Linked DNA regions of Homo sapiens: region 2 is linked to region 1. A link is an interaction called in ENCODE POLR2A ChIA-PET data of the cell type or tissue named here. Cell type or tissue: MCF 10A. All regions are shown on one strand. Each heading gives the region's core, and the rest is flanking DNA. Links, peaks and the distances in the headings are about the cores only. Region 1 overlaps DDAH1 (dimethylarginine dimethylaminohydrolase 1). Region 2 has its middle 18 kb from the start of BCL10.

Region 1 (7,022 bases), core at 609-5,608:
AGGTAGGGAGATCCTTTGAGGCCAGGAGTTTGAGGCTGCAGTGCACTATGTTCACACCTGTGAATAGCCACTGCACTCCAGCCTGGGCAACACAGTAATACTCTACCTCAAACAACAACAAAAAACAACCATACCAGTAGCATAAGATTTTATTATTTCAGAAATCAATTTTGAAATTATGATCACTTGAATTGGAGACAAGCTGAAGTGCATTAAGCAAATCAATAGTGTAGGCAAGGCTATATAGCAAGAACAACTTTCAAACACATTTCAGATCAGTCAGTCCAAAATACATTCACACTGTATAGCACCATAGGACTAAATGAAAGTTTGCTGTGCTAATTAAAACACATTCATATTCACTTATTCAAGTAGGTCCCCTAAATATCTGAACTGAGAAACACTTCATTAGTATATCCTCAATGATTGCTGCATAAGTAAGGCTGCATTTCTTTTAAAAATATTGTATTTGCTAATTTTTCACCAATTGTGGAGCTTTCTCAACAGCTGGTACAAGTTGGTGCTTTTTTGACTGTTCTACATTGCCCTGGGTTTGAGCATGATATGCAAGATGGTTTTTGGAACACTGGGATGATTTCTGGGGGGGAATTTTGCTGCTTTTTTTTTCCTTCCTAGTCCTTAGCTTTTTTGTGTGTTATTAAAGCCTTCATTAGAGATGGTTGTGAAAGGCCCTAGTCAGGATAAGCAGAGTGCATAGTAATTAATTCTGAGAAGCTGCCTTCTGATTCCAGGCTGAAGCATGGCAAATGATTTTGTAAATATTCACCCTTTGTCATATGTTCATACATTTGCTTCTCTGGGAACTTGTTTAAAATATGTTAGTGAAAAAACACCAGCTGAGTATTTGGATGCTTATAAATATTAAGTAAAGGCTCATTTCCAACCATAGTTGTACAAAATGGCTAGTTTCAAGAAATTGTCCTAGGTTTTGATAACTGTCCGTGTTCTAACATTGTGTTAAAAAATAGTGAATTTTTCTTCACTATTATCAAATCTGGGCATCCTCAGCTGGAAAAGACTGGAACAGTTCAATAGTATTTTCCTAATAGAAACATTCCGGTCAATATTCTACCAAGGAAAACTAATTATCATCTAGCTAATGAGTTTTGCCTTTCCTAAATTACTTTAAAAAATATGGTAAGCCATATTTTTCTTGCCATTATAGTTTTTTTCTCCTTTTAAAAAAGTTATTTTTTACTTCTAATTTATCACTAAATATTAACTAATTTTTAAGTAAAACACTCATTGGAGGAATAACCATTAGGAATATAACACAGAAGGTACTTCATATCTGGTTTTGAGTAATACTCAAAGTACGATAACCTCAACACCATCTAGATTCTCTTCCTATGAGGCAGAGTATAATGAAATTAGATTCTCATAAATGTCATTGCCCCCTATTTACTGTCTTTTTCCTTGAACCAAGGCAGAGCTGGCTAGGATCCATTGTCTCTCAAGCAGATTTATTATAGATCGGGTGCATTCCATTTCAGAACAGGAATGTGCGTGTTATGAAATGTACAAAGCCTACAGTTGAACAAAGCACACAATCTGTCGGCAAAAAACCACTATTAGTTTAATAGTGGGTATAGTTAGTAAAATTTTTCTGATGTATCTTAACTAAATTTAATATTACATAAGTTGATATTCAAATCTTGAAATAAGTCCCTAGTGAACACAGTTCTGTTTATGCTGTCAAAACTAAATGCATTTCAGTATTATGCAAATATATAAGTGAAGTATTTCTTATTGACGTTATATAGTTAGCTAGATTTTTCTTGTTGCTTCACTTCCTCCTGGATAGTACCACAGGAACTTTGAAAAGTAAATTAACTCTTTCAGGTCTTCAGGGCACAATGTAACATACTTTAGTGCTCAATGTCATTTAGAATCTGTGCAGTGAACTAAAGAGTATCTGATATGGTTTGGCTCTGTGTTCCCAACCAAATCTCATCTCAAATTGTAATCTCCATGTCCCACATATCAAAGGAGGGACCTGTTATCTCCAAGCATTGAGGGAGGGAGATGATTGGATCATGGGGGTGGTTTCCCCCATGCTTTTCTCGTGACAATGAGTGAGTTCTCACGAGATCTGATGGTTTTATAAGTGTTTAACAGTTCCTCCTTCACACACTCTCTCTCTTTCCTGTTACCTTGTGAAGAAGATACTTGCTTCTCCTTAGCCTTCTGCCATGATTTCAAATTGCCTGAGACCTCCCCAGTCATGCGGAACTGTGAATCAAATAAATCTCTTTCCTGTATAAATTACCCAGTCTTGGGTAGTATCTTTATAGCAGTGTGAAAATAGACTAATACAGTATCCTTATAAATACCCAGGGAGAAACTAAGAGACAGCTCTAAGAACAAAAAGAATGTGGGTAAATTTAGCAGTTAAAAGACACAAAAAACTAGGATTGCAACTATTTTTTTTTAAGTATGCCTGTTAAGTATACCTCTTAAGACTTAAAGGAAATATGCAAAAATGCAAAGAGCTGTGGTTGGTTGGTGGAAAATGGTTGATGTGACACTGGTGGAAGAAGTTAAGAGATACTTGGGACCCCAAAGCCTGAATATTTAAAACTTCATCTACTACCTACAATTCCAGTAACCATTGCTCATTCTGGTTCACAAGGCAGGGGGCACAGCTTGTCAGTGCGTACTTTCCATTACTCTAAACATCCAAATACTAACGTGACTCTAGATAGGGGAGACTGGACCACTGGAAGCTGTATTACCAGAGTCTTTTTTGCTTGGGTTATCCACCCCTGGTTCACCTGTGGTCTACTCCATCCAGGCTCTCACTGTTGGAGTCCCCATACTTCCCTGGGCTATTATTTTAGACTGAACTCAAAACAGCCCCAGACCAACTTTTTCTCCTACATGACCCATTTCTAGTCCATGCAAACACTTGCACATCCTTTGTTTACAAACTCTGGCAGTGCAGCTATGACCAACACAGTAGCACTTTCTTGGCTTCCTACCTAACCTGTTAGTCACCAGCTGCTAATCCTCTGTATCTCCCAGACACCTATCCTTGGTGTTTCCAAACTGCAAAAATATATTTAATCTCTCTGAGAGGTTTATTTAAAGCCCACTCTCCCTGGACTTGAAGTGAAAAAGGTAACATATCCCATCCCACAAATTTAATGTAGAGAAATTAGAAAGTATAGATAAGTCAAATAGAACCATTAAAAATCTTTGTAATCCCAACACCCATGCATAGATAACACTTACTGTTAATAATCTATCACACAAACTTCAACACATTCCTATTAAGTATTTTTATGAGAATTTTTTTTTTGCTCATACTGTTATAAAATTATACTATAAGCACAAACATAGTTAAATAGAACACAGGGTACTATTATAAACCAATTTAAAAATAAATTCATACTATTTAAATTGAGATTGCTTTAAATTAGATTTTCTGAAAAAAATTATCTTCTGAAAACAGTCTTTTGTTGTTAGGTAACTGCAAATAAAATAAGTAAAGCTCCTTGTATTGAATTTTAGAGTACTTCAAGACCTAACCCAAAGCAGAGATACAGACTTTTATGGTGGTAATATAATTTGAGAACTTTATAAAACATTTAAATATTTAAAGAAATACTCAAGGATCAATTAGGATAGGTGTTAAAATTTGAGGATAAAAAGCTACATCACAATTCACAGTGTTTCTTCTCTAAATATGCATGAATCAACCAGAGATAGAACAAAATAAAAATATTTAGCTGCCAAAAAGAAGTTGTTCTGAGACATCAGTACAGGTTTTCTTCTGTGATGATATCAAGTTGGTCTTGCAGCAAATGTTGAGAAAGTAACTTTACAACTGCAAAATAATCATTGGATGTTGCACAGAGAGAGGTCCCTCTGTTCTCTGTGGATATACAGAGCAAACCCAGAATGCACCTGGTCAACTCGAGCCCTCATTATCTTGAAGACACCTGATATTCCATAAGACTAGATGAGGCTGCCAGCTCCTTGTCCACACTGACTACATGCCATGTACCCCATTTTATAACTAAAAAGGATTTAAAATTCATGAAGCTTGTTGAAAGCTCAACTGTCACATTCTACTCATTCCAAAGTGTATGGGAAAAAGAGCAGAACAGACATTTCAACTGAAGCCATTATTGTGCTTGAATAGCCATATTCCATTAAATTGCTAATAAACCTACTAGACGGTGTTGATCACATCAGCCATACAGTTGCATTCCTTTCCTTTATACCAACTTGCCCAGTTTCATTCTATGCAGTATTACTCTTTCTGTGCCCTTTATTCCAAGGTTGCCCAGAATTCAAAGCACTTATTCAGTAAGTTTGTAATCCAGTTTAGTATGCTATTAACAGAATTCTTTAGAGGAGATCATGGAAAAAGAAACTCAAACTCATTTTTGGGTCAATGACCAACCTTAAGGGAAACACGTATTAAACCAGTTTAAAGAAAAAGGTCAGGATCCATGAGGTATTAAGGAAAAAAGGGAAGAAAAAACATTCATTTCCACAATTTTCCAACATTCCTTAAAAATAAAAACAAGCCCAAGCATGGAATGGCAAGGCCCTGGTGCCCCTGTACTAATGGTGGTGGACAATACTGCTATTCATAGGAAGTGAGAAAGCAAAGGTTTTTCCTCAACACCAGGGAAGTTTTGGCTTCCCTTACCTTCATTTATTCTGGGGTTCAAATTGGAACCTTATAAATCTTAAGTTTGCCTCTCAAAGCAAACAATAATGTACAATGGATTAAATGCTTTAAAGTTTGCTTTTTAATAGCATAACTAATTAACTGCCTCTATTGTAAATGGCTTATTAAGCCACTCCTATTAGGGTGTTAACTACTGAAAATATGTAAAGCTGAATAGATACCGTATGGAATTAGGCATTTAAAAATAACTAGTGCACTATTTACACTACCTGCCTGATGAGTAGTTTATCCCCCATTTAGATATTAACTGAAAATATGTAATGGAAAACAAATAAAGGAAACAGATGTCTTAACTTTAAAATTCTTTCATCAAACAGCAGTTATTTTCTTATAATTTTTAAATTCTATATCCATCTTAGAGCTTTAGAAGAAAGTCTAGGTCTCTCCAAATTCAGGGTACTAAACGCTTGCCTCCATCCAGGCAGTTTTCCAGTGAGCAGAGTTGGAGAAGCTTTTCTTTTCACAGGGTAACTTGTTTGGAATAAGCTGTCTGTGTATCCAGAATGGTCTTTTTTTTTTTAGCAAAATCAAGCTGGAGAAAAGTGAAATTCACTCCCTGGATTACCTTATGATTATGAAAATATTTGTGTCTATTTTTTGAGTTCCCAAGATTAGGCAAAATAAAGTGTTTTTTTTTTTTTCCTGCAGCTTCCCTGCTGAAATACCTTAGTGAGAATGCATAAAAACCAACTCTAAATGATGCACAAAGCCACCGAGAGTAAGTGTTAAAGCAACAATAATGTGATTCAACACAAATAAGTAATAGCCCCAATACAAAAAGCTGCAAAATTACAGTAATTTTACAATCCATCTGAAGTAGCAAAACACATTGTTACTTTACCAAATATTAAGTGATCACCTAATGTATGTCAAAGCTACATGCAGATATATGTGTGGTAAATTTCTGGACTGGAGAATTAAATGAAAAGAAACTAGCACAGGATATTTAGTTCACAGAATCATGAAATGTAAAACTCACAAGAGACATTTGTGGTCATACAGCTCAGGTGACCAACTCCCAGTAGGTTGGCATGACTCTCCCCTGCCACAGAGGCAGAAGCAGGATTAGAACCCAAGTCCCCTTGTTTACGGTTTAACAAGATTCCTGATAAACTAAAAATGGTTTTGATATGAAAAGCCAATGTTAAGACTATGAATAGAAAGCTGTTTCTACTTTTAAAGTTTTAGAATCATTAATACATTATTAATTATATATACATATATATTTAAATTGTCTTCTAGACTCCAAGCATAAATTAACAGATTTCATTTAAAGTTTTCATATTGGCTGGGATTTCATCATTTCATGGCATCAAATGAGGAGCCATCTGCCATCTAACCAAACCCAAAGGCCACAGAATAAATGTGGCCTGGCACTGAAAAACAAGAGTGAAGACCATGGTACTCTGATATTAGGCAGGCAGGTACATTTTTAGACGTTTCCATACAATTCAAAGTTAATGGTCTAGGTGTTTTTCAATTGGTATTGATGAGGAAAATGTAAAAATCAAAGTGATTTACAATGTCTGCCAGATTTTCCTTCACAGATTCTTTTAGGAAGCAAAACATCTTTCTCTTTCCTTCTCCCCCTCATCCCCCCACCCCCATACAAGTAGACACACACACACATTCAGTAAAATTTTTGAGTAATCCATTTGATGACTGAAGATTTGGCTTCCCAACTAAATTGATAACCTCTCTTCTTCTTCATTAATATTTGAAGGCTGCCCACCTAAAGAATTGGAAAATATATAGTACAAACTGTAACAAAATTTTTGTATTTGATCTCTAATTTCTGACAGCTGAACACTTGGCAAATGTATATATAACGTGAGCATAAAACATGTCATATGAATAAAGTTTTCAGCATGAATATTTTATAAGTGACTTATTGGACTTCATTCCTTATTTCAATCATATTTTGCATATTGCCATTTTATGAAGGACATAAGTAAAAGACTATTCTGTTCAACACAAATGGTATCAAATTTGGAAAACCAAAAAGGGCTAAAAGAAGTTAATGAGGGTGAATGGAATCACCCCTATTAAAGGTAAAGTGATAGAGCAGGTGTAAGCTATTATGAGGAGGCCATTTTGTATCTCCTCCTCCTCATAGTTTCTCCCTAAATATGCCAAAACGAAAATCTTAGCTTTGGTTATGTGCTTAGCATGTCTTCATTAATAAAAATCTCTAGTAATGTAATGGAAAGAGGATTGTGCTCTGCTGTAGAAGGCAGAAAAAGTAATAGTAAAGGAGTACCCTCTCTATGGAACCTGGGATTTTTAATTTTTATTT
Region 2 (7,022 bases), core at 994-5,993, 80 kb before region 1:
CTGTCATCTCCAGTCTCTGAATCATGCTCTCCTGCCTCCAAAGCCCAAGACATTCCTTTCTACACCAAAAGGGCAGTTTGGTCTCCACCTTCTAACATATGCTATCATTTCCTTAGGGTTATGGTTTATGATGTCTTCTTATGCTACAGTGTAAGCTCCAGAAGGGCAGAGGTCTTTGTTTTATTTTCTAATATACTGAAGATGTTTACAACAGTGCTTGGCTTATAGTAGGTACTAATAAATATTTATTGCAATGGAGTGAACAAAAAAAAAGATTGTTCAATATGTTGCGTGCTGCAGAAAATTCAAGTAGGAAGAGAACTGAGAGAAGACCCCTGATGTTAGCATAGGGAGTTGCTGGTGACTTTAGAGAGAGTAATTTCAGTAGAGTGTGTTGTGGAAGGAAGCCAAAATGAAATGTTATTATTATTGTTATTTTAAATTCACTTTTTGGAAAAGATGATGAGGCATATGGTTTTGGGAGGTAAGGAAATAAGGCCACAAGGTTAGACTCATCTTCTGTATAATATTTTGTTCATTTATTATGTTGGCTGATGGAGGTTGAAATATATTGGCCTTTATTTGGTGAGATGTTGGCTCCAGTGAAAATGTGCCCGGCAATAATCATCTAGATTCTCAAAAGGGTATTCCATTTTGCATAAGAGAAATGGAGACAAAATACAAATGAGCAGGAAGGAAATTTCCAGTTTCATTGGATAAATAAGTCACAGAATATTTTGTTAATATATGTAGACGTAGACATTTAGGGGTCAGGTTTCTTCTAGAAATATTTTAGTGCTTGCTGACATGAAACTGCTCTTTCTTCTTTGCTCCACACCCCCACAGGGCTGTGTTATGTGTCAGGTGTTGTTTGGCATCACTATAAGTCATGTTCCCACTCCTTGGAAAGCACTTCTTCTAGGAGAATTTATGAACAGTGCCAGAGCTGATCTGCATCTCAACTGGTCATTGTTTTTCTTTGTTGTTCTCAGAGGCATGGACAGAGGATTCTCTGAAGTCATCCTGACTGAAACAGCAGATTGATAATTAATTCACTTGTGGCTGGGCAGAGTGGCTCACGCCTGTAATCCCAGCACTTTGGGAGGTCGAGGTGGGTGGATGGATCACTTGAGGCCAGGAGTTCGAGACCAGCCTGGCCAACATGGTGAAACTCTGTCTCAGCAAAAAAATACAAAAAAATTAGCCAGATGTGATGGTGTGCACCTATAGTCCCAGCTACTCGGGAGGCTGAGGCACGAGACTCACTTGAACACAGGATGCAAAGATTGCAGTGAGTGGAGATTGCACCACTGCACTCCAGCCTGGGCAACAGAGCGAGACTCTGTCTCAAAAAACAAAACAAAACAAAAAAGAGAATTAATTCACTTGTGACCAGGGTGTCCCGACCTTACCATCTATACCTACAAAAATTTAAATTTCCTTTTAAATATAAAATTGTGGTAGCTGGTACTTCCTCCTCTTGGTCTGGTGATTGGAGACTGTCCTCTGGCCTATCCGAGGGTCCCCAGGGCCATCTTAAGTGAAAGCAAGATGAGTCCTTTGTGTTCTGCTGCCCCAGGCTCCTTGATGCCCAGGCACATTGCTGTTGGTGACACTTGAGAGGTCACCCCGCTGCTAAGCACAGCTATCTCCTTGGGCACTGCTACTGCTCCCACCACTTTGGCCTGAGGGAAGTGGACATTGTTCTCTGCTATTCAGGCCCCAGAATGGGAAGACCCCCTAGGTTGTCATAACGTAGAATACACCCTGCTGTAACTTTTAGCAAGTATTTACTCCATGTAAAAATAATAGAAAGTTCAACAGTGAGAAGAAGTTAACTAACAGAAGATGTGGCTATCCTTAGTGCTTATGGGCTTAGAACATCATATCTTAGGTTGGATTTCCCAGAAGCTGACTTGGAGGGAAGGAGTGAACAGCAAGTGGTTCACTTGAAGGATGATCCCAGGAAGCATTGGCAAGGGAATGGAGGCCTTCAGGGAAGGAAAGGAAATCTAGATAGGAGACGTCAATCAGAAGATTACCACTGTGGGCAACTGGGGCTCAATCCCACTGGGAACCTGTGAGAAATAGTATAGAGCTTCCCTGACCTATAAGATGGTAGCCACTAGCCACTTGTGACCCCTGAGCATTTGAAATATAGCTAGTAAGAATTGAGTTGCACTCCAAATGTAAAATACACATTGGATTTCTAACAGTATATATATATATATATATATATATATATATATATATATATATATATATATATACTGTTAGAAATTATATATATAATGTAAAACATCTTATTGATTATTTTTTATATTGATTACCACATTGATATAATATTTTAGGTAGACAAGGTTCAACAAATGTATTAATATTAAAATTAATTTCACCTGTTTCATTTTGCTTTTTAAAACTGTGGCTACTAGAAAATGTGAAATTACATATGTGACTCTCAGCATATTCCTAGTGGACAGAGCTGGTATAGAACATCCTCAGAATTGTCCCACCCTGGTACATATCCCAAGATCCAGGTTCCCCACTCAACTCTGCAGCAGGACGTCCACAGTTCAGCCCAGACTCTGCTGAACCAAGCCAAGTCCAGCTACTTTTCCTGCTTTCTCCTCCATGTGAGGTCCACATGTCTGTCCTGTAGCCCAGCAAGGAATCATGTGAACGAGAACACACAACTCCACAATAACAAGGCTTATATACAGGCGCAATACCTGATCCTATATATGAAGTGGGTTAATGTTTTAAATAATTCACTCTGTGTTCTTACCCACCCGCAGCCTGCACACCTCTTCCAGCTTTGTGCTCTCTGATTTTCTTCACTTGCACTCTAATGATCTTCCTCCCAGCCCAGAAAACTCGATATGAGTTATCATTGCTTTAGGGGAAGGATGTCGCTCTTGAAGCAGAGAATTAGCCAAATTTATAGTGTTTAAGTTCAAAAGTCACCAGTGCAGGTATAAGACAGAAACAGCCTGCTGCATAACTGCAAAATTGCAAAGAAAGCTTTGCTCTCCAGACTAAGGAGTCCACAGACTGGGGGATAGGGAGATGCTAAGGACCCCAAGGGCAGAAGGAGAGATAGTTGTCCTCTATGGACTGTAGCCCATAAGCTCTATACTCCTGGAGACCCCCACTGGTCCTGAGGACCTAGATTAGATGTCTCATTTGCCTGTGGTGAACATTGCTCATGGCCTGCAGTCACAGTGATGACTAGCAAGGCCCAAAGACAACCACCTGTTCCCTAGGGCTTTGTTCAGCCCTCTGCCCCTCACACACCACGTGAAAAGTCCCTGCTTCCAACGGTCCAGGGCACTTAGAAGCCCCAGGATTGAAGACTTGGTCTCCTAGAGGGTCTTCATGGAATAGTACCCGGGCAAGATGGGACCAGACAGAACTGGCCCCAAACCTCTCAATAAGTCAAGGCAGTGGTGGACACATTGGGTCACATATTCTCATATTCTTCAGGTAGGAATATGTCTCCAAAGGAGACATCATCTTTGGAAATGTGTCTCTGTCCATAGCTAAACCAATTTCTTACTTTAATGTGCAGAGCCACATCTCTCTTTGAAGCCACATTATTTTATGCCCATCTTCCTCCCATCTCTCTTCCAGTCCATCAACAGGATTCCCTCAACAGAGGAACAGTTTCTTTTTTTTTTTGAGACGGAGTCAAGCTCTGTCACCCAGGCTGGAGTGCAGTGGCACGATCTCGGCTCACTGCAAGCTCCGCCTCCCGGGTTCACGCCATTTTCCTGCCTCAGCCTCCCCAGTAGCTGGGACTACAGGTGCCTGCCACTAAGCCTGGCTAATTTTTTGTATTTTTAGTAGAGATGGGGTTTCACCATGTTAGCCAGGATGGTCTCTATCTCCTGACCTCATGATCTGCCCGCCTTGGCCTCCCAAAGGAACAGTTTCTTAAACATAAATTCGGTTGAAAATTACCAAGTATTAAAAAAAACAGGGTATGATCTCACCTAGTGTCACCTTATAACACATACACCTGGGCTATAAAGTCAGAAAACCAATGGAATGAGTCAGAAATAGTCATCGCAGGAGGCATAAGGCTGCTTGAGCTGGCTTCATAATTACCCACAGAGAGGTGTGTTTGGGTTGCATTCAGAATATACTCTATCTTGTTTTGTTAAAGTGGTTGGACTTAAGTGGATACATTCCAAGAGTTTTCTCAGGCCCTGACATCGATGAAAGAGGAAGATGGAAAGCTGCCCACAGGATTTCTGCAGCATTTGGCTTCCTTAGGCCAATGTAGACATTAAAACATTGCTCTGTCATTGACCCACGACCTCTGTTTTAGCTTCCCTAACACTGGAAACAAGTGTTTAATGCCCTTAGTGACCCAGCAAATATTTCAGAGGGCAGCCTCTTATATTTTATGCTTCCACTGCCAGGTGATTGTGGGCTAATGACAGAAAAGACAAATGGAAAACATCTGGACATTTAAAGGGCAATGATAATAAACTGCTTCTCAGATATTGGAGTCTGAGCACACCATCTGTTGACTAAGGTAAAGATGGTAAATGTTTTTGGGGTGATCCCCAACTACATACCCCTTTTTCTGAACCCTGTATCAGCTGCCACACCTATACAGTGTGACCCTCTTCCCTTCATAGTTGAGTGGACAAGATGTAGACACTGGACCCAAGCTGGACTCACCAGGTTTTCCCTTGTGGAATTGGGAAATGGGCCTCTGAGGTTCTTGAGCAGCATGTTTGGCTCCTGTGCACAGATCTGCAGTGAGAGAGCAGGAAATGGATGCACAGAGGAGAGATGAGGACAGTGCAGCTGGCAGAGCAGCAGCGCGGCAGCCCCTGGCCCCTGGCTGGCCAAGTCTGGCTCTCTCCTGAGGTCTTGTAGTGCCACGTGTTTCCAGGTGCCATGACATATCAACAGTAGCCCTCACCTCTGCTTAAATACCTGTGGGTGTCTGTGAAACGTATGTTCCCTGCCATCCTTTCAGAAGCTCAGTCTGTACAGTGAACACAGGTGGTGTGGCTGGAACCATTTCTAGAAGGGCTCTGCACGTGAGCATCACCACTTTCCTGACGGTGTTCTTTTGTATCTTGAACTGTTCTCCCAGTAAAGATGTCTTCTGGGCCCTGCAGTCCATGTTAAAGAGCCAGGTAGACAGGTCAGCAAAGGACAGAAGAACAGCTTCTTTTTTGTCTGTGGTGGTCTACATTTTAAGGTGTCAATTCAAGTGGGCAAAAGGGAGAGGAGAGCCTGCCTACCTTTCTCTCTTTCTCTGTTTATTCATTCAATGGACTCTTTTTTTTTTTTTTTTTTGAGATGGAGTTTCGTTCTTGTTGCCCAGGCTGGAGTGCAATGGTGTGATCTCAGCTAACTGCAACCTCCACCTCCCGGGTTCAAGCAATTCTCCTGCCTCAGCCTCCCAAGTAGCTGGGATTACAGGCATGCACCACCATGCCCAGCTAATTTTGTATTTTTAGTAGAGACAGGGTTTCTCCATGTTGGTCAGGCTGGTCTCGAACTCCCGACCTCAGGTGATCCACCTGCCTCAGCCTCCCAAAGTGCTGGGATTACAGGCATAAGCCATCGTGCCCGGCCTTTTTTTTTTGGAGACTGAGTTTCACTCTTGTTGCCCAGGCTGCAGTGCAGTGGCATGATCTCAGCTCACTGCAACCTCCACCTCCTGGATTCAAGCGATTCTCCCGCCTCAGCCTCCCAAGTAGCTGGGATTACAGGCACCCAACACCATGCCCGGCTAATTTTGTATTTTTAGTAGAGATGGGGTTTCACCATGTTGGTCAGGCTCATCTCAAACTCCTGTTCTCAGGTGATCCACTGGCCTTGGTCTCCCAAAGTGCTGGGACTACAGGAGTGAGCCACTGCACCCAGCCTCAATTGACTCTTGTTAGGCACTTATCATGTGCTAGGCACTATTTAAGATCCTAAAACTATTGTACCTCATGGAGCTTACATCATAGTGGAGGGAGTCAGACAATAAATAAACATACAGTTAAATAATTTCAGATCACAAACAGCTATGAAGTAAATAAAACAGGAAAGTAAAATAGAGAATGACTGTGTGGTGGCTTCTTTAAGAAGGATGTCAGGAAAGGACATTCTGAGGGGGTGATGCTGAATGGACATAGGAATGAGAGAGAGAGGAGGAGCCGACCACAGAGAAACATGTAGGAGCAGCTTTCTAGAGGGAGTGCCAGCATATTCAAGGGTGCTGGAACCTGTCTCCCTTCTGGCCTCCCTTGCTTCTTTCTTTTCCTTTACCTTTTCTCAAATACTAACTGAGCTGGCACTAAGAGTCAGGAGCTAACTGAAATGGATCAAAAGAAGAATAGAACACAGGCCTTTTTTTCTCTTTTCTTTTTTTGAGATGAGGGCCCCACTATGTTGCCAAGGCTGGTTTTGAACACCTGGCCTCAAGTGATTGGCCTCTTGAGTAGCTCGGATTATAGGCGTGAGCCATCATAACTGGCTAGGACAGAGTTTTTGCCTTGGAGAAATTCACAGAGCAGGGAAGGAGAAAGACAAGTCATTAAAATATAGATGGTTGTACTTAGTAGAAGGAAGCATAAAGTGTTATTGGGAAGACCATGGAAGCATAGACTGCCTGCTGGGTTCTCCTAAACACCTGACCAGCAGCTGGGTCCTCAGAGGAGAAGGCTGAGTCTCTGAAGAATCAGAAAGCTCCATTTCTTTCCAATGTAATGCTCTCTACCTTAGGAGCCTTCAAAAATTCTGCAGAGTGGGGAGCTTCTTTGACCAATCCAGCAAAGCACACACACCAAACACTAATGGGAAAATGGAAAACTGGAATTGATTCAAGTCGCTGAGAAAACAGGAAAGGTGGCTTTTATTTGGAGGACCAGGATGCAGACATAAAATACACACACACACGCACACACACTCTCAGAGGACTGAAGGCAAAAGAAGGAGTTGGCAGTCATCCCTGGAAATGTGTAATCCAAGAACGAAAGTTTACAGAAAAGGAAGAAGCCTTACACAGG

Evidence for each region. ChIA-PET counts read pairs that join two places held together with the same protein. Peaks named below come from ENCODE experiments on the same cell type or tissue, not always from the same donor. Only the 100,000 strongest peaks of a DNase experiment are listed, where the experiment ranks them.
Region 2: POLR2A ChIA-PET joins it to region 1 with 7 read pairs; 3 of 35 experiments call an interaction of 5 or more read pairs at or near these places.

What each region holds. Positions count from the first base shown.
Region 1 is chr1:85,371,392-85,378,413 of GRCh38, forward strand. The region is part of intron 1 of DDAH1 (dimethylarginine dimethylaminohydrolase 1); the gene reads right to left. Among named protein-coding and RNA genes, the nearest start is that of DDAH1, 90 kb to the right of the region's middle. In MCF 10A, for the core only: no CTCF peak of the experiment used is centred there; a DNase peak (open chromatin) is centred at 2,990.
Region 2 is chr1:85,291,011-85,298,032 of GRCh38, forward strand. No RefSeq gene overlaps it. Among named protein-coding and RNA genes, the nearest start is that of BCL10, 18 kb to the left of the region's middle. In MCF 10A, for the core only: no CTCF peak of the experiment used is centred there; a DNase peak (open chromatin) is centred at 4,081.